3 separate regions of the Homo sapiens genome follow, and all the other regions are linked to region 1. Evidence: read pairs that join two places in POLR2A ChIA-PET (ENCODE). Cell type or tissue: A673. All regions are shown on one strand.

Region 1 (8,000 bases):
TGAAGTTAAAAGGATACCACTTGCCTAAGGACCCAAATCCAAATTTACCAATTCCAAATCTTTCTGTTTTCCCTCTGCTTTTTCAAATGAGAGAGCGCCATATCAGTGGAGAGATGTGGTACTTAATTCATCAGTTCTGGAGTGAATGCCTGTTCTATGCCCAGGTAACATTCTAGGAGCTAGGGATCCAAAGCAGAGGAGAGGGAAGAAAAGAAAAGCAGCAGAGAGTGAAAGTGTGCTCAGCATTTGGCACATGAATCTCATGTTGGGATCAGTGGATGTTGCACATTGGTTGGTCATGATAACTGCATCAAAAAATTAAGTTGGGATTAGATTGTAGAAACCTAAGAATTCCAGGCTAGAGTTAATTTCTCATTTAGTAGGAAAAACTGGGATGTTGCTGACAATGGCCCATAATCATACAGCACAAAAAGAGAGGCAGGTCTTTAAAAGTCCTTTCATCTTGGTGACAAGTTGTATATCTATATGTGTACCATTTTATATATAATCTACTATAGAACTTGAAATAAGGGAAAACCAGAAACCCCAAGAACATTTCTCTTTAGATGTGGATAATTTAGCATTATCCATACTGCAAATGAAATGTAGTAGTATTCTATGAATTACTTAGTTCAAATGTGACTTGTCTATGACATCTGGGCCCCATATGGTAGATTAATTAAAGCAGGGATGCTGAATTTGGATAGCTTGATATCCTCTTCAAAGACTGATCTCCCTTAGGACTAAGACAGGAAAATCCTGACGTTTTGATTTCTCTGTGTACAGGGACCTTTAGCGTGAGAACAATAAACGGCCTTTTGTAGCTTCTTAATGAGACATGTAGCATGTTATATTAACACCTAGGAGCTCGCCTTAAACTGCTGTCCCTCACTAATAACTAATAAAACGGGTGCACTCTAAATGCAAAGCCACAGCGCTTTCTTATTCTTTATTCTTTTTACCCACATCAGGAGTCTTTGTTTTTTCCTGGTATTGCGTGCCCCTTCACAGCATGTGGAAACAGCACACTGTGTCCAGAAGCGCCCCGTGGCACGGTTGGCCTGGAATCTCCAACATCTCCCCACACAGCAGCAGGCAGCCCTGGATGACCAGGTCAGCCAAAAAGTAAGTTGAGTGTTTTACACATTGGCACACTGTCTGTGTGGACTAAGCCATGTGTAACAGTCTCCGGAGAGGAACCCTCAGCGGTTTCTACTGAGATGAGCATCCAAAGCTGGTCATGTGGCCAGAGAAGAAAGGGCCCAGGGCAAGGGAGATGCACAGGAGAGTAGAGATGGAAGCTGCAGAGCCACACCAAAGGCCTGTTTTTATATTTCTGAGCCTGGTTTGGTGCCTCCTCTGCTTCTAAATGTAAATGCTTACATTTTAGCCAGTTCACATTTCACCTCTCCTTGAGTCCCATGAATTATGCAGGGATCTTTAGGAGCCCTTGTAGAGGTGGAAGAGCAGATGCCGCCCTGGTTCGGGGTGGAGTCTTCCAGGCTTGCCAGGGTGTCCGGTTGTGCTCGCCTGTCACCTGTTACTGCGGAGCCATGGTGGGTTTTTACTGGCTGGTTGCTTGTGTCCTGAAGTTTGAGAAAGACCCCTTACCTTAGCCCAAGCCAATCCCATCCTTACGGAAAGTGAACAGAAAAGAATAGTTGATTGCCTTCCCTGTTCCTCTCTTTTCTTCCTTTCTAGGCAATATTGTCCAAATAACAATGATGCCTTGTGTGGTTAAACAGCTGGAAGGTGGTATAGATTATCATGCTATTTGCACACATATGGAAATAGAGTGAAGCAATAACTTTTACCATGTTAGCACCTTCTACTACTGTTTGTGAAATCTCTTCAGAAATGTTTTTAGGTTTTTTTTTTTTTCCAGCCTGAAATTCCTTTAAGTTGAATGAAAATTGACCTTAAAGGCATATGGTTTGCTAATATACTTTTCAATTTAATCTGAGCAAATTGTGATATACTTTTTTGATATGAAAATCTGGGCTGGGTGTAGTGACTCATACCTGTAATCACAGCATTTCAAGAGGCTGAGGTGGGAAAATGGCTTGAGCCCAGGAGTTCAAGACCAGCCTGGACAACATGGTGAGATCCCATCTCTACAAAAAAATACAAAAATTAGCCAGGTGTGATGGCTTTGCCTGTAGTCCCAGCTACTCAGCAGGCTGAGGCAAGAGGACCACTTGAGTCCAGGAGATCAAGGCTGCAGTGAGCTGTGATCACACCACTGCACACTAGATCCACCATGGGCCACAGAGCAAGACCTTGTCTAGAAAACAAAAAATTCTGCACTGAGTGGTCAATTAGTATACCAATTCTTACTTAGGAGGAAGTATATTCTGAGAAGATAAGTATAAGAGCACCAATCCCAAGACAGATCTCAGACTCTTAACGGGAGGATGTAAAGTAGAGGAGTAATACTCAACCTCCCTCCTCAGCAAGTTCCAGTGAGACTATATGAACAAAGAAAATATTTCAAGTTCCTTGGAATGGCAAGTGTCCTATAAGATATTTGCAATATACTGTTTTTGCTTCAGAAAGGCGTAAGGGAACTTGCAAGGATTCATAAAATACAAAAGAACAAAAATATTAAATGGAAGACCCGAAAGAAAGGAGGAGAAAAAAAGGCATCCAGGGAAGCTAGAAAAGAGACCAAGATAAATGCACCCCATAGTGTTTGAAGTGCAGGTTAATGAGTGGGCCCCTGGCTTCCTGTGAAGTTTTTTCTTCCAGTGAAAAGGGAAACCTGGTCTGTTAAACACCAGGTTGTGAACAGCAACCAAGAAGTAAAAAACAAGTTGTTTCTCAGGAGAAGAAGAATTATTCCTAGTGTTAAGCTAGCATCTTCTCCCAAGGGTGCTCATACTTAGAAAATCTCTAATTAGGATAAACACCTGACATGACCCTGGAAGGTGGCTCCATGGCTCCAAACCTTTATTCCCTTCTGTGAAATGGAGAGATTGAACCTAAAGATCTGTAAAGTCTCTGCAACTCTCAAGTCCAGTGAGTGTGTTGTCTTCACTCCTAACCATTTTCTCTTGTAGAAATGAAACAATCTTTCTATCTCTCTTTTCTTTTCTTTTTTTTTTGAGACAGAGTCTCTCTCTCTGTCGCCCAGGCTGGAATGCAGTGGCGCAATCTCGGCTCACTACAACCTCTACCTCCCGGGTTCAAGCGATTCTCCTGCCTCAGCCTCCCAAGTAGCTGAGATTACAGGCACCTCCCACCATGCCTGGCTAATTTTTGTATTTTTAGTAGAGATGGGGTTTCACCATGTTGGCCAGGCTGGTCTCGAACTCCTGAGCTCAAGTGATCCACACGCCTCGCCCTCCCAAAGTGCTGGTATTACAGGCGTGACCCATGGCACCTGGCCTCTGTCTCCCATTTCTTACTACTGAATTTCTTCTCTCCTTCCATCCCCCACTCCATCCTGCCTTTTTCTTTTTCTGTGGCCCAGCCTGATATTATGTCAAATGCCTCTTTCTCATACAACTGCTTATCTTTTCCCCTACTTAAAAAAAAAAAAAAAAAGGCTGAGCAGAATAGCTATGATCAAGGAGTGTTTGTGTCAGGGGAGGAAGGGGATGGGCCATGTGTTAAGGGGGTGGGGGTTTGCTGTCTGGAATTGAGGTCAGCCAGGAAATAGGAAGCAGTTTTTATACTTCCTTCATTTGCAGGATAGTTGAGGATTCTGCCTGAAAGCTGGGCTCTTTGTTTAAAATATAGGCCACAAGGAGAACTGTCTGTGGTTGTGCCACTGAATGGCTAATTGTTCTTAATTGTATTCTGTGTTCAGCAGACCTCTAACTATCAGCTTAAAAACAGTATTTAGGGAAATTGTTTGTGCCTCCGTTTGTTTCTTACATTCCAGGGTTATCATCGTTGGAGGCAACATGCCTCAGAGTGTGACCAGAAAGGCTCACAAGGGCACCTGCCTCAGGCAGCATGTGGCATCTCCTATGAATTATGCATCATCGGCATATGGACAGTGGAGGCCGCCTAAAAACAACTAGCCGCTTATCATTGCCACAGTTGTACATTACCTTCCCGCGGCCTGATAAAGGCAGTTTTACTCTAGATGAGAGCTGGGATTGTTTCTTCTGGGTGTTCTCTAGAGACCGAGTGTCAGAAACTTAATGGCTTCTGAATGGAAGTGATGTTTGGCATCGTTTAGTGTTGCTGGTCTATGAAAAATACATTCATTGTGGTAAATAAGATATTTAAGGTAACATTAATCCCTGATAAATATATATTAAATTAGTCTTTAATATATATTTAATATATATTAATTAGCTTTCTTTACCCCAAAAACCTTTCTCTCCTACTGTTTGCGCTTTTGCAGTTTGGTACAACTGCCAAGATTAACTGTAATCCCTTGTCCTTCTGTTTGAATAAAAAAAGGAATGGCTGTTAGGTCTTGTCATCATGCCAAAAAATGAACTAATTATCTTCTTCTAACTGGAGACCTGGATGATAGGATGGGTTTTTTTATGGTTAAAAAATACCAATCAGGTCCATTGAATTTGACATCAGCTCAACTAGTAATGTATCTCGAGAATGTCTGTGATCCGTTTGATCTGCAGTTAATACAATATGCTGCATACATAAGAGGTGAAGCTCATGGTTTTCTCTAAAATTGTAACTGGGATTTTATTTTAGAAGTTCACTTGGGTTTCACCAAAGCTGTCTCTTAACAGTAAAATGTGTGAACATTTTTTGAAAAATCCTCAATGTAGCCAAGTGTTTTGAAAAAGGACTTACAGCTCCTCCTCCTAACATGCCAGTTAGAAAAAAAAAAAAAAAGGACTTGATCCTTTGAGTGGAAAGCCTTTTCTAACATATTTCTAGCATTTCCTTGACTGATATATTACATTTTGTGGGAAATAATTTAACCTTGTTCTCTGGTACAATGATGCCAACGAGCCTGGATTCTGTTGAATAGAATGACCCCACCTGGCTGTGATATTTTTAGTTTTTCTGTCTGCTTTTCTTAGGATATGTATTATCACATTATCCCTCCTTGGGATCATGTGGTTTGGAAATCAGAAGTTCCAAACCTGGAAATCACAGGTTTGGAAATCAGATCCTGAGTGTATTAGAATTCTGTTTAAAACAAGAGGAAGTGTGTGCTAGTAATGATCTGAGGGGAACTCCTTTGAAGGAAGAACCTAACATTCTGTGCTTTTATGATCCCTCTATCAATTCTGTAAAACTCTCCCCCTCTCAACACCCTCTATTTGTACTAAAGAATGAGGATATAAAGGTAGTCTTGTTGAAAAATTTCTCTATGGGCATCATTGTAATTCTAGCAGTCCTCAACATGGTCATTTATACTCTAAGAAAAATACTTTATTGTAGTTCTTTAATTAAACAGAAAGTACCTACTTGAGAATAACTATACACAGTAATACTTATAGCTAGATTTTCTATGTAATTAAATTAGCCATATACATTTAATGACATATACAATATGTCTAAGTGAATGATATAATTGTGAATTAAAATATGTTTATTACCCTTTATTGCAACCCATCTTAAATTATTTGGAAGATTTGGTACACTTTGTTAGGTAGGATGACATTCTTTTTTCTTGTTCATTGCTTCAGATTTCTGCTGATATGCTGTTGTTCTCTTTCAGTCCCAGCTGGGCCCAGGGATTCTGTGGGGTGCCTCCACCGGTCTAGATCTTCAGAAGAGTTTTTTCCACTTTATGATCAGTGTTGTAGTTGTTCAGCAAACATAATGAACCATTATTACCATCACAGACACTTGCCACTTAGTGAGTCCACTTTGCTTCTGCTGCTTTTTTCTTTCTTCTCTGAGCCTGGCCTCTTTCCTGTCCTCTATCCTACTCCTGCCTTCCATCCGTTTCTTCTCCCAGTGCCGTCTCCCAGCGCAGACGCTTTCTTTTGTTTAGCAATAACAATAACAATTTGTTATCGTTCTTAGCACAATGCTTAACATTAAAAGTGCTCACTAAATATATAGATAGGTTTTTTAAAAATAAATGAATACATCTAAAAATTACTTTAGCCAATTTTCAATAGAAGCATTAAAATGAGAAAAGGGGCTCTTCAGAGTAATAGGTACCAGGAAATCTAAGCTAAGTCTGGTTACTACAAATTAATCCCAAGTTCGTATGTTTCTCGAAAGTTTCAGAAAGGGAAGCTCAGTGAGTTGTACGTCACTTATTATCTGGTGGAGGGAAGTATGCCACTGTACCAGGAGAAACAGTATTTTTTTTTCTTAGTACATATTTCTGTATTAATGGTCATTCAAGGAACAAAATATTGACAGTCTCTTCATAGTAATTTTATAATAAGCTGCAGACATTTTTTCTCAGTTAAAAAATATAATGAGCATCTAATATGTGCAAGGCCCTGTGCCAGGAGCTGATCATACAATGGAGAATAGGAAATTTATGGTTTCTACCATCAAAGAGAAATCTTTTTATATCCCACAGAGTTAGTTAATAGTAACAATAACATTCATTGAGCTCTTAGCTATGCCAGGCCCCCATCCAAGTGTATATAGGCATTAGCATGTTAATTCCTATAAACCTTACTGGTACTGTTAATTATTCTACTTTTTACACTTAAAGAAATTGAGGCAAAGGGAAGTTAAATAATTTTTCCAAGGTTACATAGCTTGTAAGTGGTAAGAAATTTGAACCCAAGTAAGGCTGACTGGCTCTTGGGTACAGGCTTTTAACAACTATTCTATGTTTTTTTTCTAGGGGTATAAGAAAATGAAGAGGAGTAAGTTTTTGAGGGTTGGAGGTGGGCAAAGGTGATTGGTTTGCAATATGTTAAATTTGAGTTGCCTGAAGGCATCAAGAATGGAGATATGCAGTGGGCCATGGGGTATACAGATCTGCAGTTGGGCAGAGAGATCTGGGCCAACCAACATTTAGGTGATTTTTTTAGGCATCAGCAGTACATGGCTGGAATATGAAACCATAGGGAGAAAGCCTATGAAAGGTATGAGATGAATATATTTTTAAAATCTACCTTCAGAAAATCCAAGAATGTATATTAAATTATAATTCAGGAAAAATACCACTACAGAGAGTTCACATAATGTAGATAAAGATATGTAGCCCTTTGGCAGTTGGATGTATATGTACATGTTAGGTCCTGCGGTTGAGCTCAGCTGGTAAGGAGGAATGGGTAGCAAGCATTTGTCTCATTTGGTAATGGCCAGCCATGTATTGGGGGCACATTGCCTCAGATTCTCATAACTCTTTTCGGGAAGGTGCTGTCATCCTCATTTTATAATTGAGGAAACTGAGGCCCAGAAGATTAAGTAATTTGTCATGTGTCAAGGTTGCACAATAGTAAGTGGCAAAGCTTGGGTTTTGTCTTAGTCAGTTTGGGCTGCTATGACAAACTACCATAGATTGAAGGGCTTGTAAACAACAGAAATTTATATCTCACCGTTCTGGAGGCTGGGAAGTCCAAGATCAAGGCAGATTCAATGTCTACTAAGGGCCCACTTTCTGGTCATCTTCTCAACCTTGCATGGCAGAAGGGGTGAGGGAGCTCCCTGGGGCACTAATGCCCTCATGACCCAATCACCTACCAAAGGCCCAACCTCCAAATATTATCACATTGGGCATTAAGATTTAACCTGTAGATTTGGAGGGGGACACACATTCATTCAGTCTCTATCAGCTTTAGAGCCAGGGCTTTTGACTGCCCTTTGTTTCTACCCCTCCTGCACAGTTGGGCCACCGGAACAGTAGTAGATGTGAAAGCTTCTGCTATGTAAACAGGTTTGCTCCACTCACAAACATGCCACTGGACATACAGCTGAGGCCCAAGGTTGCCTTTGATAGTGCAGAGAAGAAATAACCCAGTCGGAAAAGTATTCCATCACTCCCATAAAAGCTCCCTAGAACAGCTTTGGTAAGGGAAGGTTCACTTTGTAGCCAGACAGGAACCCAGGTGCATGCTGCACAGTGAGGCACAAAGTGCCCTGCTAGC
Region 2 (8,000 bases), 160 kb after region 1:
ATATATGATGTTTTAACCCAGGCATACAGTGTGTAATGATCAAATCAGGGTAACTGGGATATCCATCACCTGAAGCACATATCATTTCCTTATGTTAGAAACATTCCAATTAGCACATTATAATTAGCAAAGCTGCACACTTTCGTGTCAGGCAGACCTAGAATCATATCAGACTCTCAGCCACTAATCAATCATGTGATACGGGTCAAGTCGCTCAATTCCTATTTGGCCTCGATTTCCTCACCTGCAAAACTGTAAAAATTGATGGTTAGAGCAGAGCAGCCACATGTGCCAAGTCTCATGCATTGGCCATCTTCAGGGTAAGCTGAAATATGGTAAAGTATCAGGTTCTGTGCTAGCCACCACAGGCAAAATACATGATCATTTTTCCTTGGAAATTTTCCCAGTATTTGTTATTTGTTTGTGATCTGCTTGGGTGAGGCTTTCTCACAGTGGGCAAAAATAATAGTAATTATTATATTCTGATAAATTCATGTTCAGTGATTTCTTGCCCTAGGAACAGAGAAAAGAGAACAACAGATCCCTAAAAATAAATTGCCCTAAGAAGCAAAAAAATACGTTAAAATGCAATGCACACTTTTTGTGAACTTTAGAAGAGAAGCATAAAACTGTAAATAAAAAACAGAATTTGATTTAAGGTTGTATTTTATGTTGAACTTCTTAAGGATTTTATCTCTAGAGGAACAATAACCAGACTTGTTGCCTAATAATTTAATTTAGTTCTCAGAAAGAAACGCTCACCAGACTAGTTGCCTAATATTTTAAAGTTGTTTACCATAAAAAAAATAATTTTATATTTGTGATATATTTTTTAAATTCCCACTTTTTATACAAACTCCTTGGTAACATGAAAGGTACATTTTCAAGTTCCTCTATCTGATTTTAGAGTCTGCCTCTGCTCAAGACAGCCTTCAGATGTGCTGTGAACACCACCATGCCACTTTGGGAAATACCTACTTATTTAATTGTAGGTGTTCACAATTCAGTGGCACCTATGACATTTCTGATAAATTTTGCTGACCCATATAGCATAGTCAGACAGACCTATGGTGTGTCTTTTTCCCAGTAGGGTAAGAAACACAGGATGTAGTGTTTGAATTCATGTCAAACTAAGATTACAGATTTCAGCTTAAAAAAAGTGGGGGTTGGGTAAAATTATAAATTCCACAATATTTTATTTTAAGATTTGAGTAACTTGTAAGGGATTATTTAGTAGCATAAGATTTTAAAAGCTTTATTTTAGTCAACTGTTTTTAGGTTAATCATGGGGTGGGATATCTAAACCAATTATTTTAATTTTAGTACCATATAATCTTTCATAAAGCATAATTAAAAGATACATGTATATATAGCAACGTGTATGTTCATAGAAATATATTTTTGTTCAGAGAAAAAGAAGCACTGTTAATGTAATGAGTTTTTTTTTTTTTTTTAGGTGAAAATCCTTTGGCTGATGACCAGAGTAACCATGATATTAACTCAGTTGCTGGCGTTCTGAAGCTCTATTTCCGTGGGCTGGAAAACCCCCTCTTTCCTAAGGAAAGATTTAACGATCTGATTTCTTGTATCAGTAAGTGGACATTTTTTTCATCTTTTCCCACAAGAATTATTTCACTAGCTAACTTCCTGGAAAAGGCAGTGGCCCCCCTCCATACACCCCCACCCCCATTACCCCATTACCACCATATTTCTGGGACCATTTGTTTTCTTTCTGGATCCAGTGCGAGTCATCCTCCCAGCTGTGGCCTCACCCTCGGCTGAGTGGGCTTTCCTCCTGAACATCCTCTGGCTCCAGAAAGCCAGGAGCTTCCCACTCATGGCTGGAATTGAGCAGAAAGCCAGGTGCCAGCTGCCTAAGGGAAAGGAGGAAGTTGTAAGCTGGGAAATGTGACCTTTTCTTGGCTTTTGATTCTTGGTTTTTCTCAACCAATTTTAGGAGTGGGGTAATTTATCCATCTTTCAATGTTATTTCAAGAAATGGATAAAATGAAATCAAAGATCCTTATTACAGTGCAGGAACACCAGGTGGTAATTATCTGTCAGTGGGCAACCCAAGCTAATAGGCAGAGTTGCTCTGGGATTGTGTATGACATATTATGAAACCGATAATCATTGGCAAAGTAAAGCATTGCTGTTTACTTCAGTGGGGGCTTTTTGACACTATACAAAGGAAGGTGAAAATAATGATACCATGAATTAATTATTAGCCACAATCAAGATCCATGCATCTAAAAATACAGTGTCCCTTTTAAGTCCGAGTTCCCAGCAAGAGTCTAGAGCTGACTTCAATCACTTAGGCTTCATAAGAATCAACTTTTTACTCTTAATAAAGAAATCTCCGTACAGTCCCTCCACCCCCCATCTGAATCAACAAGTCCTATTGATCTGCCCTCAAAAAAAACATCTCACTACTCATCCCTCCTTCCCCATCCCCATCACCTTGGTTTCTCACTGGGGATAGTTAGAGTGTCTTAAATGGACTCTACTTCTAGATTTTGCCTTCTTTTCCCAACCCCTACCCCCTGGCCCTGCATTCTCACACTGCAGCTAGAGTTAAAAAAAAAAAAAAAACTGGGTTGCTTGCTTTCTCCCCTTTTTAAAACCTATTTCAATATAAAAGCAAACTCCCCAAGGTGGGCTTATTGCTTGGTCTCCATTAGTTTGAGACCAGCCTGGGCAACATGGCAAAACCCCATCTCTACTAAAAATAAAAAATTAGCCAGGCATGGTGGCATGCACCTGGATTCCCAGCTTCTTGGGAGGCTGAAGCAGGAGGATCACTTGAGTCTGGCAGGCAGAGATTGCAGTGAGCCAAGATCGTGCCACTGCACTCCAGCCTCGGTGACAGAGCAAGACTCTGTCTCAAAAAAAAATAAAAAAATAAAAAAGCTAACTCCATGGCATGGCCAATTCATATAATTGAATTATTCCTCTCTCTGATCTCTGCTACTGCTGCACAGCCCTCTCCTGCTACCCTACCATATTTACTGTATATTTCAGCAGTAGCAGACTGTACATATGCTGGGCCATTTCCCACCTCCATCCACTTGCCTATGCTGTTTCCTCAGCTGTCCATGATAACCATTCAACATCTGCTGTGAAGGCTTTGCCAAATTGGCATTCCTCCCACAACTCTGTCCTCCCCACCACTCCAACCAGGATTAATCACTTTCTCCTCTCCCATTATTCTATTGGGTACGTATGTCCAGAATTTTTCTGATCTCCCCGCATTATAATTTTTTTAACCCCTCTGTCTCCTACTACTAGAAAATGAGTTTAGGCAGTAGGTTAAGAATAGAGGCTCTGGATTCAAAGAGCCTACTTCAGATCCTAGCTCTGTCACATACTCATCAGCTGTGTGACCTTAGTCAGGTTTCTTAAGCTCTCTGCATCTCAGTTTCCTCACCTATAAAATAGGGGGAACATTAATCCTTACATCATAGGGTTGTGAGAATTTAGTGAGTTAATATGTGTAAAATGCCAAGAAGAGTGCCTGGCACAGAATATGCTCAATGGAGTGCCCACAGTTAGCTCCACAGGCTTGTGGAGTAGTTTTGCAGCCCTAACATTTGTCCACTCCCGAAGGTTAGGAATTAGTTAATTCCTGGAGCATGTTAAGTTAAATAGAATTTATAGATGAAATGAATTGAAAAGTCAAGATTCCACCACGAGTTCTTTGTCTGGCATCAGTGCCTAGAGTCTTGGCTCCAGTTGGGTATGAATTTCCCGGTCATAATCCTCCCCAGTCTGATGTCCCATTGGAATTTAGAAGTACAGCTGCACGTCCATTCCACGGCCCTTGCGTAGCCTGAGTCATCACAATGAACCTCTGACCCAGCTGGAAAGAAATGAAAAGGAGGTGTTTCACTTCTGGAATTCTCCTTTGGCCATGTCCAAAGATTTCCCTCACATCCTAGCCAAAAAGCTTAAGTCTGGAAAAATAACAAGTGCTGTACAATGCTTAGTGGTTTTCTAGGTCCATACATCATGTCAGCTGTAACATGTACATGTACCAATTGGATAAAGAGTGTTGGGCCACATTGTCAGTTACCATTATAGAATCATTTCACACTTTTATTGGATGAAAAATATCATTTCATAGTGGTTTTTAATAACTGAGGCCATAGAGTCAGAAAGATCTAGGTTCAAATCCTAGCTTTACCACTTTCCAACTTTGTATAAACTTGGGCAAAGATTAATACTTAATCTTATTAAATAGCTGTTTCTTCACCTACTTCATAGAGTCTATGTGAAGAATAAATGAGACAGTCCATGTAAAGGGTTTCACATCATGCCTGGCACATAGTAACCCTCAGTAAGTGTTGCAAGCTGTCATCATTACTACTATTACAATTACTCTGACTATAAACTGTGGTCACATATGCCAATACCTGGGTTGGCCACTTATCAATCTGTCTGTTCTGCTAAGTATGTGTTTCTTTGGCATAATTAACTCACGTGAATTTAGAAATATTTGTGTTATCCTCAAGTTACATTGTTTCCAGCATGATTTTTCCCAGCACATTAAATACCTTGTAGCAATCAATGTCAAGCTTTCTCACAATTAGAGTCATATTTAGCAAATATGTAAACTACAAGGAAAAAATCTATGGAGATATCTCATGTAAGGGTACCTACAGTGCTCAAGTGCAAGTGAAGAAGCTACAATGACATTCCCTCCTGTATTAAAACAATGGATTAATCAAAATCAATGGATTCATAATCCTTGGATTTTAATAGGATTGTTAATGTTTTCATTAGTGCAGTAGTTACAAAGTTTCATAAATGTTGAGTAGTCTGCCCCAATCCTATTTTTCCCCATAAGTCTTGTTACTTTTAGTGCAAAGTTTTACAGAATGGCAGGTGTTTCAAAAACATACATATTGACACTAACAACCTCTTTATAGAACAACCCCTTTTCCTCCAACATGTAACCTCTTAAGAAAGAGAGGATTCTTGGATGTTATTATCTCTAAGCAAGCATTTTTTTCTTACCAATGTGACCATAATGCATTTTTCCTGGATTTTCCTGCATTTTTCCTGGATTTTCAATAAATCCTTTGAGTAGCATAATACATCTTTTATCATTGTATCCCCTTATCAATATTGCAGACTTTTGACGATTTGAACCAAGTTGATTAATAGTCTACAATGTATAAAACTGTCTAGGGATTCAGAGACTTGATTCTTGCATTTAAGAGGCTTAAAATGTAGTAGGAAAGGTAAGATATTTACAAATAAATGCAGGCTAAGTTAATATATGATAGAAACAAAGATTTTGAAATTTTAGAGGAAAGAGAGATCTGAGTGATAGATTGTTTTTACCCCTGTCATCTTGTAGCATTGCTGTAATTGGGTTTGATTTTCCCCATTAAAGTAATTTCACATGACAGTTATTTTGTATAGAAAAACTTCCCTTTTCATCTTTTCTAAGAGTTTGCATAAGGCACTGTAGCACCCACTACTTTTCGCTTCCGTATTTTTGGATTGTTTGGGGAAAGGGGTGTGTGTGTGTGTGTGTGTGTGTGTGTGTGTGTGTGTGTGTGATGAGTAGTTATCCAGCCATGTTTATGCTTTATGACCCTGAGTGACCACGTTCTTTGGAAGCTTACAAATATATGTAGTCAAAGGAAATTTATCTTAGCATTCTTTTTTTAAAAATATGCACTATTTGTTCCCCAATTTATTGTACATTTCTTTTTAAAGATTATTTATCTGGATGAAGACATAGTAAAACCAAATGCAACATAAATTTGAAGTGGCAAACTTGGTAGTTTCTCAGTTTCTCACCCAAGAGTTATTTTGTTTTGTTTTGTTTTGTTTTAACCATCCACTTTGTGAGTGGTTTTGTCAATGCTCCAGGTCATACCCACAAAGTCTGGGCAGCTTGTAGAATATCCCTGCATCATGGCTCTGAGATTTCCTAGGGCATAAGTTCAAGTGACTTGCCCTAGAAAAGCCACTCAAGTAATTCATGTTTTTTTTTCTGACTGCCTTAAGGCTGTGAGCCCAGATGAAACTTTTTCATTCCATTTTACATTAGGTGTTATTATTTAGGTGACTACTTGGATATGAGGAAACGGTTTCTTAAGGGAGAATTTTTCTTCCTATCACAAAACCAACATGTAGTTATTGTAGAGTACCTGAAAAATGCACAAAAGCACATAGAACAAAATATTGTCAACCAAAATTCCATAATTCCACTACCCAAAGAGAATCACTGGCATGTACACATTTTGTTTACAACAAACAACAACAAATACTATGTTTCATGTTAATATACAACATAACCACAATACCATTATCATACCCTTAAAACCAACAATAATTCCTTAAATCATCGAATGAGTAGTCAATGCTTTATTTATTAGGTTGGTGCAAAAGTTATTGCGGCTTTTGCCATTACTTTTAGTGGCAAAAAACACGATTAGTTTTGCACCAACCTAATGTTATGCAATTAACATGTTATCACTGTAGAAAAATTATAAACTAAGAACAAATCGTAATTTCTCTACACAGAGATAGTGATAACGTTTTTAGTATCTTTCCAGAGTTTTTCTACAGTACCTATGTACTTTGTAAAGCAGCTTTATTGAGATATAATTCTCATACTCTACAATTCATCCATTAAAGAGTACAGGCCAGTGGTTTTTAGTATAGTCACAGAATTATGCAACCATCACCACAATCAATTATAGTACATTTTTATTACCCCCAAAAGAAACCCCAGTTAGCAAACATTGGCAATTACTCCCCGTTTACTCATAACCACCACCACCCCCGGCCCTAGGCAATCACTAATCTACTTTCCGTCTCTATAGATTTGCCTGTTCTGGCCGTTTCATATGAATAGAATTATACAGTATGTTGTCCTTTGTGATTGGCTTTCACTTAGCATAATGTTTTCAAGGATCATCCATGTTACAGTAGGTATCAGTACTTCATTCTTTTTGATTGCCAAAAAATCCATTTTGTGGGTACACACTCCTATGTACTTTTCATAAAAATTATATCGTACCAAGTGACCACTAATGGATAAGAGGTTTGTTTTTGAAGTGATGAAAATGCTCTAAAATGATTGAGGTGATCTTGTACAACTCTGAGTGTACTAAAAATCATTGTTAAACTGTGTAAATGGGTAAATTATATGGTATATTAGTTATATCTCAATAAAGCTGTTGTTAAAAAAATTGTTTTTGAGACAGGCTCTCACTCTGTTGTCCAGGCTGGATTGCAGTGGCGTGATCACAGCTCACTGCAACCTCCTAGGCTAAAGTGATCCTCCCCCCTCAGCCTCCCAAGTAGCTGGGACCACAGGCGTGCACCACCACACCCAGCTAATTTTTGTATTTTTTTGGTAGAGACAGGGTTTCACAACATTGCCCAGGCTGGTCTTGAACTCCTGGACTCAAGCAATACACCCTCCTCGCCCTCCCAAAGTGCTAGAATTAAGGTGTGAGCCACTGTGCCCGGCCAAGCTGTTGTAAAAAATTATGCCACGCCATACTGGCTCTTCATAAACCACTTTTTTAAAACTCAATAATATTATTTTCAAAATATAGCTTTTAGTGACCCTATAATGATTTCTATTTTATGTAACAAATCCCCTAGTTTAGACATTTAGATTGTTTCCAGTGATTTTGCAACTATACCAAAATACTATGATGAGCTTCTTAGTACCTAAATTTATTTGCCTTTTCTGATTATTTCATGAAAAAAGCTTTTGAACTCTTTTTCTGGTGCTCAATATATGTTTTTGCTATAAAAATTTCTTTCAGCTTTATTGACATACATGGTAGTTTTCTCTCTGAATTCTAAATTTCTGTTTGATGCCTTATAATAATGTTCTTAATTTTTCCTTTATCCTTAAAAATATTTAATAGGCTGAGTATCTGAACTGAGTAGGTAAAGCTCTCTAGGCTAAGACTCAGTTTCTTTACTAACCTCAATATGATAATTCAGCAGAATAGGAAACATCT
Region 3 (8,000 bases), 52 kb before region 1:
TGCATTGTAGTTATACATATTTATTGGGTACAATTTGATGTTTCAGTACATACCTGTGTTGTATAATGATCTAGCCAGGGTAGTTAGTGCGCCCAGCACCTTATGTATTTATTGTTTCTTTGTGGTGAGAACATTCAAAAGCCTCTCTTCTAGCTATTTGGTAGTATGCATGCAGTATTTTACTGTTAACTGTAATCACCCTGCTGTGCAGTAGAACACCAGAATTTATTCCCCGTACCTAATTGTAACTTTGTACCCATTGACCAACCTCTCCCCTCTTCCCGCTTCCCAGTCTCTGGTCACCACCATTCTTTTTTTTTTTTTTTTTTTTGAGATGGAGTCTTGCTCTGTCGCCCAGGCTGGAGTGAAGTGGCGCGATCTCGGCTCACTGCAAGCTCCACCCAGGTTCAAGGCCATTCTCCTGCCTCAGCCTCCGGAGTAGCTGGGACTACAGGCGCCCGCCACCACACCCAGCTAATTTTTCTGTATTTTTAGTAGAGACGGGGTTTCACCGCATTAGCCAGGATGGCCTCGATCTCCTGACCTCGTGATCCGCCCGCCTCGGCCTCCCAAAGTGCTGGGATTACAGGCGTGAGCCACCGCACCCACCATTCTTATTTGAGTAGATTTTAAAAATCCACTAAAGTTTATGGAGGCTGTTTAGGAAAAACTCTCAAACTGTTTTTCCTCTACTCTCACACTACAACAATCAACACAGAAGACTTCCGTGACCAAATGTGTGAGAGTTTTTCCCCACCAACAAGCAGCAGACACCAGGAAGTCCAGGCCTCCAGAACCTCTGACCAACCAGATTCAACTTGGGGTTCTTATGACTTTCCTTTTTTGGTTCAATTAATTTGCTGGAGTGGCTCACAGAACTTAGGGAAACACGCTTACTGGTTTATTATAAAGGATATTACAAAGGATACAGATGAAGAGATGCCAAGGGCGAGGTATGGAGTAAGGCACGCAGAGCTTCCATGCCTTCCCTGGGCACCACGCTCCAGGAACCTCTACATGTTCAGCTGTCCAGAAGCTCCCCACACTCTCTTGGGTTTCTGTGGAGGCTTCATTACATAGGCATGATTGACAACCATGTAGAAATGTGATTGAACAAAAAGGGTATGATCTCAGACTAACAGACTGAGTGGAGGAATCCAGCAAGGCTTGTCTGTTTAAATTCTTCTTGGCCTCTCTGTACAGCATTCTTTCCTTGAAGGTACGGGGCAAGACCCTCTCAGGAATGAGAGTTTTTTGACCCACAATCAGGTTAGAGTCCTGCCTGGGCAAGTAGAAGAAAAACAGGAGAAGTTCAGAGAGAGAGATTCTGTTTTCTAGGGTCTGCTCCTGATGCCTGAAGTGCCCCAAGGCTATAACAAATGACTGCACCAAGGGCTATTGGAAGTTATGAGCCAGGAACCATGGATGAATGCCTACACACACACAAAATCATAATATCACAGAGACCAACTTTCACTTTTCTCCTGCTGTTGTGCTATGTAGAATCATCGGTGGGAAGAAAAGCATTTTGCTATTTCAAATGTCCTCATATCCGAACTGATCATGGATAATATGTTGTTCAGGAAATCTGTCTGGCTCATTGGATTAAAGTTTGGATCTTACATTTTCTATAAAATATAGTATAATCAAAATAATTTTTTTTTCCTTTGGAGACCGAGTCTCACTCCGCTGCCCAGGCTGGAGTGCAGCGGCGCAATCTCAGCTCACTGCAACCTTCGCCTCCCAGGTTCAAGCAATTCTCCTGCCTCAGCCTCTTGAGTAGCTGGGGCTACAGGCATGTGCCACCACGCCTGTCTAATTTTTTGTATTTTTAGTAGAGATGGGGTTTAACCATGTTGGCCAGACTGGTCTCAAGCTCCGGAGCTCAAGTGATCCACGCCCTTTGGCCTCTCAAGGTACTGGGATTAGAGGCATGAGCCATCGTGCCTGGCCAATGAAAATAACTTAAATATTCTCTTTATTAGTCTAAAATTTATATGAAGTTGTAATTTGAGCCAAAGTAAAAACCCTTTTTTTTACTTTTTTATTTTAGAAATGAACCATTTTATGTACTTATTTATTTTTATTTTTTTAAGACAGTCTCACCTTGTCGTCCAGGCTGGAGTCCAGGCACAATCTTGGCTCACTCAGCCTTGACTTTCCTGGGCTCAGGCGATCCTCCCACTTCAGCCTCCCAAGTAGCTGGGACTACAGGTGTGCGCCCAGCTAATTTTTTTATTTTTTGTAGATATGGGATTCTGCCATGTTCCCCAGGCTGGTCTCAAACTCCTGAGCTCAAGCCATCCTTCGCCTTGGCCTCCCAAAATGCTGGGATTACAGGCGTGAGACACCACGTCTGGCCAAAACACATTTAAAAGGGATTTTTTTTTGTTACTGAATTTAAATAATTCAGAAACAACTTCAGAAGAAAGAATAAGCAAAGACCCCCTCCAGAGGATTTAAGGATTTTTGTTTTTGTTTTTGAGATGGAGTCTCGCTCTGTCTCCCAGGCTAGAGTGCAATGGCGTGATCTTGGCTCACTGCAACCTCCTCCTCCTGGGTTCAAGCAATTCTTCTGCTTCAGTCTACCAAGTAGCTGGGATTACAGGCATCCGCCACCATGCCTGGCTTATTTTTGTATTTTTAGTAGAGATAGGGTTTCACCATGTTGGCCAGGCTGGTCTTGAACTCCTGATCTCAGGTGATCCACCTGCTTCAGCCTCCCAAAGTGCTGGGATTACAGGCGTGAGCCACCGTGCCTGGCCAGATTTAATGATTTTAACCAGTGGGGTCATGTGGAGGCTCAGTGACCCCAGAAGGCAACTCACTTCCGTTTTCTACATGGGGTTGTCCAGGGAAAATCTAGCTCATAAGGAAGGATAAGCACAGGAGCCCCTTGATGGGAAGCCACCTCATGGCAGGGGAGTGGGGGATTGGTGTTGGGGGACAGCGGTTATTCACACTTTCCGAAGGAGAGGGGTTTCCATGCTATCTGAGCCCTCTGGCCATAAATTCCCCATTTGGATCCACTGGAAACACTGGGTTTGGCAATGGAGGAAGAAGGAAAAAGCTTTGCAGCCGAGAAGCAAGTCTGAGGGGAAGGGTGGGAGACCCTCCTGTCTTTGAAGATGTGAACCATTTCCCAGGGGCCATTTGCTCCCTGACACCTGTGCCACTTGGAACATCAGGTGGATCATCACTTCTAGAAACTCGAGTTGAATGGCTGTTTGAATTGTCTTAGGTCTGCAGCCTCCACCCTTGAGATGAAAAGGTTTTGTCTAGCCTCCCACACTCTCCCCCGGGAATCATGTGCTGTTAGTTCAAGGAACAGAATCTAAGATGATAAGAAGAAATTGTTCCTTCCACCCTTTCTTCAAGGTCTTTGAATTACTTTCGAAGGTCTTCAGCTCTTCATCCTCATGGCTTATCTTGTCTTTTGCTTCAGAACTTTCCTCTTCTTGTTCCAAGTCATGATCTGCCTTGACAGGTAATATCCTGAGAAGCTCCATTTCTTTCTGACAACGTTCATTCATTTCCTTTCCTCTGTCCTGAAGATTTTGAACTGTACTTTCAGTTGAGGTTCCCTCAATCCAAAGCTTGTTAAGATGATCTGTCAGGTCAGTTTTTGTGTCCTCTTTTTTAGAAATGTTGGCATAGAGTTTATTTTTCTCTTTCTTCTGGGTGTTGAGATGCACACAACCCGGCAGCATCTGTCGGTTTCCTCCTGGCTTCTCTTGCTGCTCATCCACATGGTCTCTGTCTCCTGTGTCCCAGTTACCAACTGTGTTCTCTTCTCCAAGGGGAGCTGCTAGGTCTTTAACCTTTCACACAGCTTCCTCCGGTCTTCATCTGACCTTCTGTAGAGACTCTAGAGCTCTGTATGAAAACCCTGAGTTTTTTTTCCTTTTGCCCTTAATAGTATTAAGCTTATTGTATTTTTTCCACTTGTGTCTTTATGGATTTAGTTTCTGCATATAGAGATTAGCTCTTTCTTGCAGTATCAGACATCGGCTCATCTTAATCTGTACATGGTGATTTTTCTTTCCCAAATTGGTTTATTATAAACCCGAGATGCACCAGATCACATGGTTGGACATGTTCAAGGATCTGACATTCTAGGCTTGTATCTTCTTCCATAACGGGGTAAAACCTGACGAGAGCTTTACTTTTACTAGAATTAGTGCTGAGCTCTAATGGCATGTTCTCATTTCTCTGTGTAGAAAGGTTTTATTTTTTGTTTGTTTGTTTCTACCTACTGAGAAATTCTGCCTAAGCTAAGGGAATTGTTAACACACCAGCTATCCCAGCACATAGTACCACCTTCTGTTAATAATCAAGGAGGACAAGACTTGGGCCCACATCATTAGATAATTCTGCACAAAACAATGCATTGTATCACAGGTTGGCCAAATGTATGGCTCATGGCAGGACAGTTTCTCTGTAACACCCCAAGCTGCCACAGCTGGGCCACAACACAACAAGAATATTGGGCAGGGATCTGCCCCAAACCAAGGTTGCACCCGGCAGCCAGAATGGACCATGAGTGGAGAGGGTCGATGAGGGTGCAGGCCTGGTCCAGGAGAAACTCACACCCTTAACCCTACCCATAGCTGCTGCTTTCCACTTCTTGAGCTTTGTTTTCTGTAGCCCTTGAGGCCACACCTCATCATCTGCACATGCTGTTCCCTCTCCCTGGAAAGCCCATCCCCTGAAAGCACACATGGGGACAATATCTATCTGCAAGCTCCTCACCCCTGTGACAGCAGTTCTCAGGGCAGGGCCAAGCATAGAGTGGGGGCTCAGTGCTCCATGCATTTTATGGAAGGACGAGTGAGTGATTGGGTGACAGGGACAAAGCCACATTTGCTGTCCCTGAAGGTTCACACATAATGCCCTGCTGACAGCATACCAAGCCTACCAGAGAGCTTTCACCTCCTTTCAGAATTCTGTGCTGGGAGGTGGAGAGAAGAGGCGGCAACAGCTTCTGGCCTGGGTGATCCCCGTTCCTATTCCTCTACTCAAGTAGATTTGAAAACAGCATATCTTGTGTGAATACTCAGTCTAAGTAGTGAGTCATAGGAGCAGCTGCTGCTGCTGTTAGAAAATGGGAGTCCATAGACTTTTCTACAATGCCGTGTGGAAACAGTGGAATCCAATGCAATAGAGTTGATGCTACAGAGAGAATATCAATGGCCTTAGGGGGCTTTAAAAAAAAATCCGGCCGAGTGTGGTGGCTCACGCCTGTAATCCCAGCACTTTGGGAGGCCAAGGCAGGCAGATCATGAGGGCAGGAGTTCAAGACCAGCCTGACCAATACAGTGAAACCCTGTCTCTACTAAGAATACAAAAATTAGCCGGGTGTGGTGTGAAGCGCCTGTAATCCCAGCTACTCAGGAGGCTGAGGCAGGAGAATCACTTGACCCCGGGAGGCAGCGGTTGCAGTGAGCCAAGATTGCACCACTGCATTCCAGCCTGGGTGACAGAGCGAGACTCAGTCTCAAAAAAAAAAAGAAAGAAAAAGAATTTCTGATGGTTATTTAGTATTTATTTACCATGGGTTAATCATTCATTTGCTTTATCTGTTTGTTCCATGACATGTCGTTTCTTCCTAACTGGTCTGTAGCTTCTTTCCTTTCTATCTCTTTTAGATTGCTGCAGATTCACATTTATCATGTTTCTTGACTTTGCAGGTACTTCTGGTGTAATCCAGGCCCTGATACCTGGCCCAGAGCAGGGGAAAAATAACTCACCGTTATTCTTAGCTCACACCTCTCCCACTCAACCCCAAGAAGTTAGTGCTGTTTTTACCAGAAAAGCGTGAAACCGTTTGTTTTTGAAGAGCCACGCTTATACTTTAGAAACAAGTGTAGCTGGAGAGAGGCCAAAGGCAGGAGAGAGTAAGCGGGTAGTGAGGGTGTAGGTGAGTGGAGCATGTGAATGGATGCTTCTCCCTAAAGTGTCTACTTTTCCCTCCTCCATGCCATTCGCTGCAGTGGGCACTAGCAAAAGTTTGAGTTTTGCTTCCACAGTGGAGGAAAAAAACCACAACATGTTAATTAAGAAGGTTGTGGGGTTTTGTTGTGGGAAGCTAGAAAAGCAGCTGACCACTGAAATTGAAGCTATTTACAGGAATTTGTAGTGTGAGCCATGTAAGGTGAGTTGTGGGGTGTGGGCCCTGTGCCCAGCCCTCAGTTACTCCTCTCCTCCGCAGTGACCAGCTGCATCTAGGATGAGGAAGGAAAGGAGCCCATGTCTAGATGACACCTGCTGAGCTCCCCCAGGACAGGCCTGCCTGAGCCCCCATCCCTGCAAAATCAAAGCTCTTCACCTGGGTTTCTGCAGGCCCCAGGAGACGGGCAGTGATAGGCTGTCTGCCTGGTCCCTTTCCTGTCCTTTTGCACTGGGCCCTGTGGAGAACTGGTTCTGTTGTAAGTTAAATGCCCCCATCTCTTGACCCTCTTCACAGACTGTTCCTTCAAAACTTTATGTTTCCACCATCTTGTTCTCCCTGCGCAAAGGAGAACACATCTCTGGTAGCCTTTTCTAAAGGAAGCTCTGTGCTTTCCCAAGGCTGGGAGGAGGTAATGGCCCTGCCTAGTTCCATGTTGCTGATTCTAGACACCTTCTTTTTATTCCTTGTACAGAAGCCCTTCCTCTTCAGGGGTCTGGCCACCTGGCTGGATCTTGCCCTCTCTTGTTCCTTGCAACTCCCATGCATAGCTCTGGCTCATTCCTCCACACTCATGGAGGCCTTGGATGCCTTTATTAGACGCTCCTCACTACCAAGGCCAGTGGCCTTCACCGCCACACCTGAGTTCTTGTTATCCGAGGAAACTCCTCCCCTGCTGACATGGAGCAGTGCTCTGTTACTGTCACTGCCTGTCCTACGGGTGTGCCCAGTGTACTTATTCTGCAAGAGAGAGACCTACCCAGTCTCCTGCCTTCATACCGTTCTTTCCTACCATCTCCACACCATGCATTCATTAGTTCAGCCATTTCTCTTGAAGTTATTTTGACTTCCATCCAAACTGATCACTCTCTCCTCTGAACCACTTCTGTGGCTGGCCCATATTTCTCTTAGTACCTGTTGGTTTACAGCTGGGAGGGGATTACTTAGGATCTGGTTGGGTCCGTAGCACCTAGTAAATCCCTTCACATACTGCTAGCATGGAGGGCATGCTTTGTTGAGCTGATGGAAACTATTGATGGGTCATTAACATTTGAAACATATTAGTATATTCAGTAAAAATACTGACAAAGGACGCAAATCTATGTCCCCCTTGAAAAAAATTATGCAGCCAGGCATGGTGGTTCACACCTGTAATCCCAGTACTTTGGGAGACCGAGGTGGGAGGATCACTTGAGGCCAGGAGTTCGAGACCAGCCTGGCCAACATAGTAAAACCCCATCTCTACTAAAAATACAAAAATTAGCTGGGTGTGGTGGCAGACACCTATAGTTCCAGCTACTGTGGGGCTGAGGCATGACATTTGCTTGAACCCAGGAGGCAGAGGCTGCAGTGAGCTGAGACTGTACTACTCCACTCCATCCTGGGCCACAGAGCAAGACTGTCTCAAAAAAAAAAAAAAAAGAAAAAAAGAAAAAAGAAAAGAGATGAAGGTCGTAGAAAAAATATTCATTCCAGAAATTCTACCATACGACTCTTTTTCCAGATTCAATTATGTAACTTAAACAAAAAACTATGATCAAAGTAATATATGCACATAATTTAAAAACAAAATAGATAAATAAGTTTTTAATGAAAAGCAACCATTCCCTCCTTCCCTACCTCTAGTCTTGAATTACAGGGTCAACCATTTTTAAATGTTCTGTTTTCAGTTTTTCTGGTGCTTACTGCCATATCTGTAAGTTTAATCTCAAATAGGGCTAATGAAAAACAGCCCTGAAAAATAATGAAGAGTCATAAAATATGTAATAATCATTGTTCACATGGAATCATTCTTACTAGTTTCATTATGAAAATCATTAAAAATATTCTA

What was found. Peaks named below come from ENCODE experiments on the same cell type or tissue, not always from the same donor. Only the 100,000 strongest peaks of a DNase experiment are listed, where the experiment ranks them.
Region 2: POLR2A ChIA-PET joins it to region 1 with 9 read pairs; 2 of 35 experiments call an interaction of 5 or more read pairs at or near these places.
Region 3: POLR2A ChIA-PET joins it to region 1 with 5 read pairs; 7 of 35 experiments call an interaction of 5 or more read pairs at or near these places.

The regions. Positions count from the first base shown.
Region 1 is chr12:63,936,874-63,944,873 of GRCh38, forward strand. All of the region lies in intron 1 of SRGAP1 (SLIT-ROBO Rho GTPase activating protein 1), which reads left to right. Among named protein-coding and RNA genes, the nearest start is that of SRGAP1, 96 kb to the left of the region's middle. In A673, no CTCF peak of the experiment used is centred here; no DNase peak of the experiment used is centred here; H3K27ac peaks cover 4,997 bases.
Region 2 is chr12:64,095,785-64,103,784 of GRCh38, forward strand. It overlaps SRGAP1 (SLIT-ROBO Rho GTPase activating protein 1), which reads left to right. Exons shown (of 22, transcript NM_020762.4): 15 at 1,457-1,591. It overlaps LOC105369798 (a long non-coding RNA gene), which reads right to left. Exons shown (of 2, transcript XR_945018.2): 2 at 3,636-3,859. Among named protein-coding and RNA genes, the nearest start is that of KICS2, 120 kb to the right of the region's middle. In A673, no CTCF peak of the experiment used is centred here; no DNase peak of the experiment used is centred here.
Region 3 is chr12:63,884,409-63,892,408 of GRCh38, forward strand. All of the region lies in intron 1 of SRGAP1 (SLIT-ROBO Rho GTPase activating protein 1), which reads left to right. It also overlaps the pseudogene LOC100419700. Among named protein-coding and RNA genes, the nearest start is that of SRGAP1, 44 kb to the left of the region's middle. In A673, no CTCF peak of the experiment used is centred here; no DNase peak of the experiment used is centred here.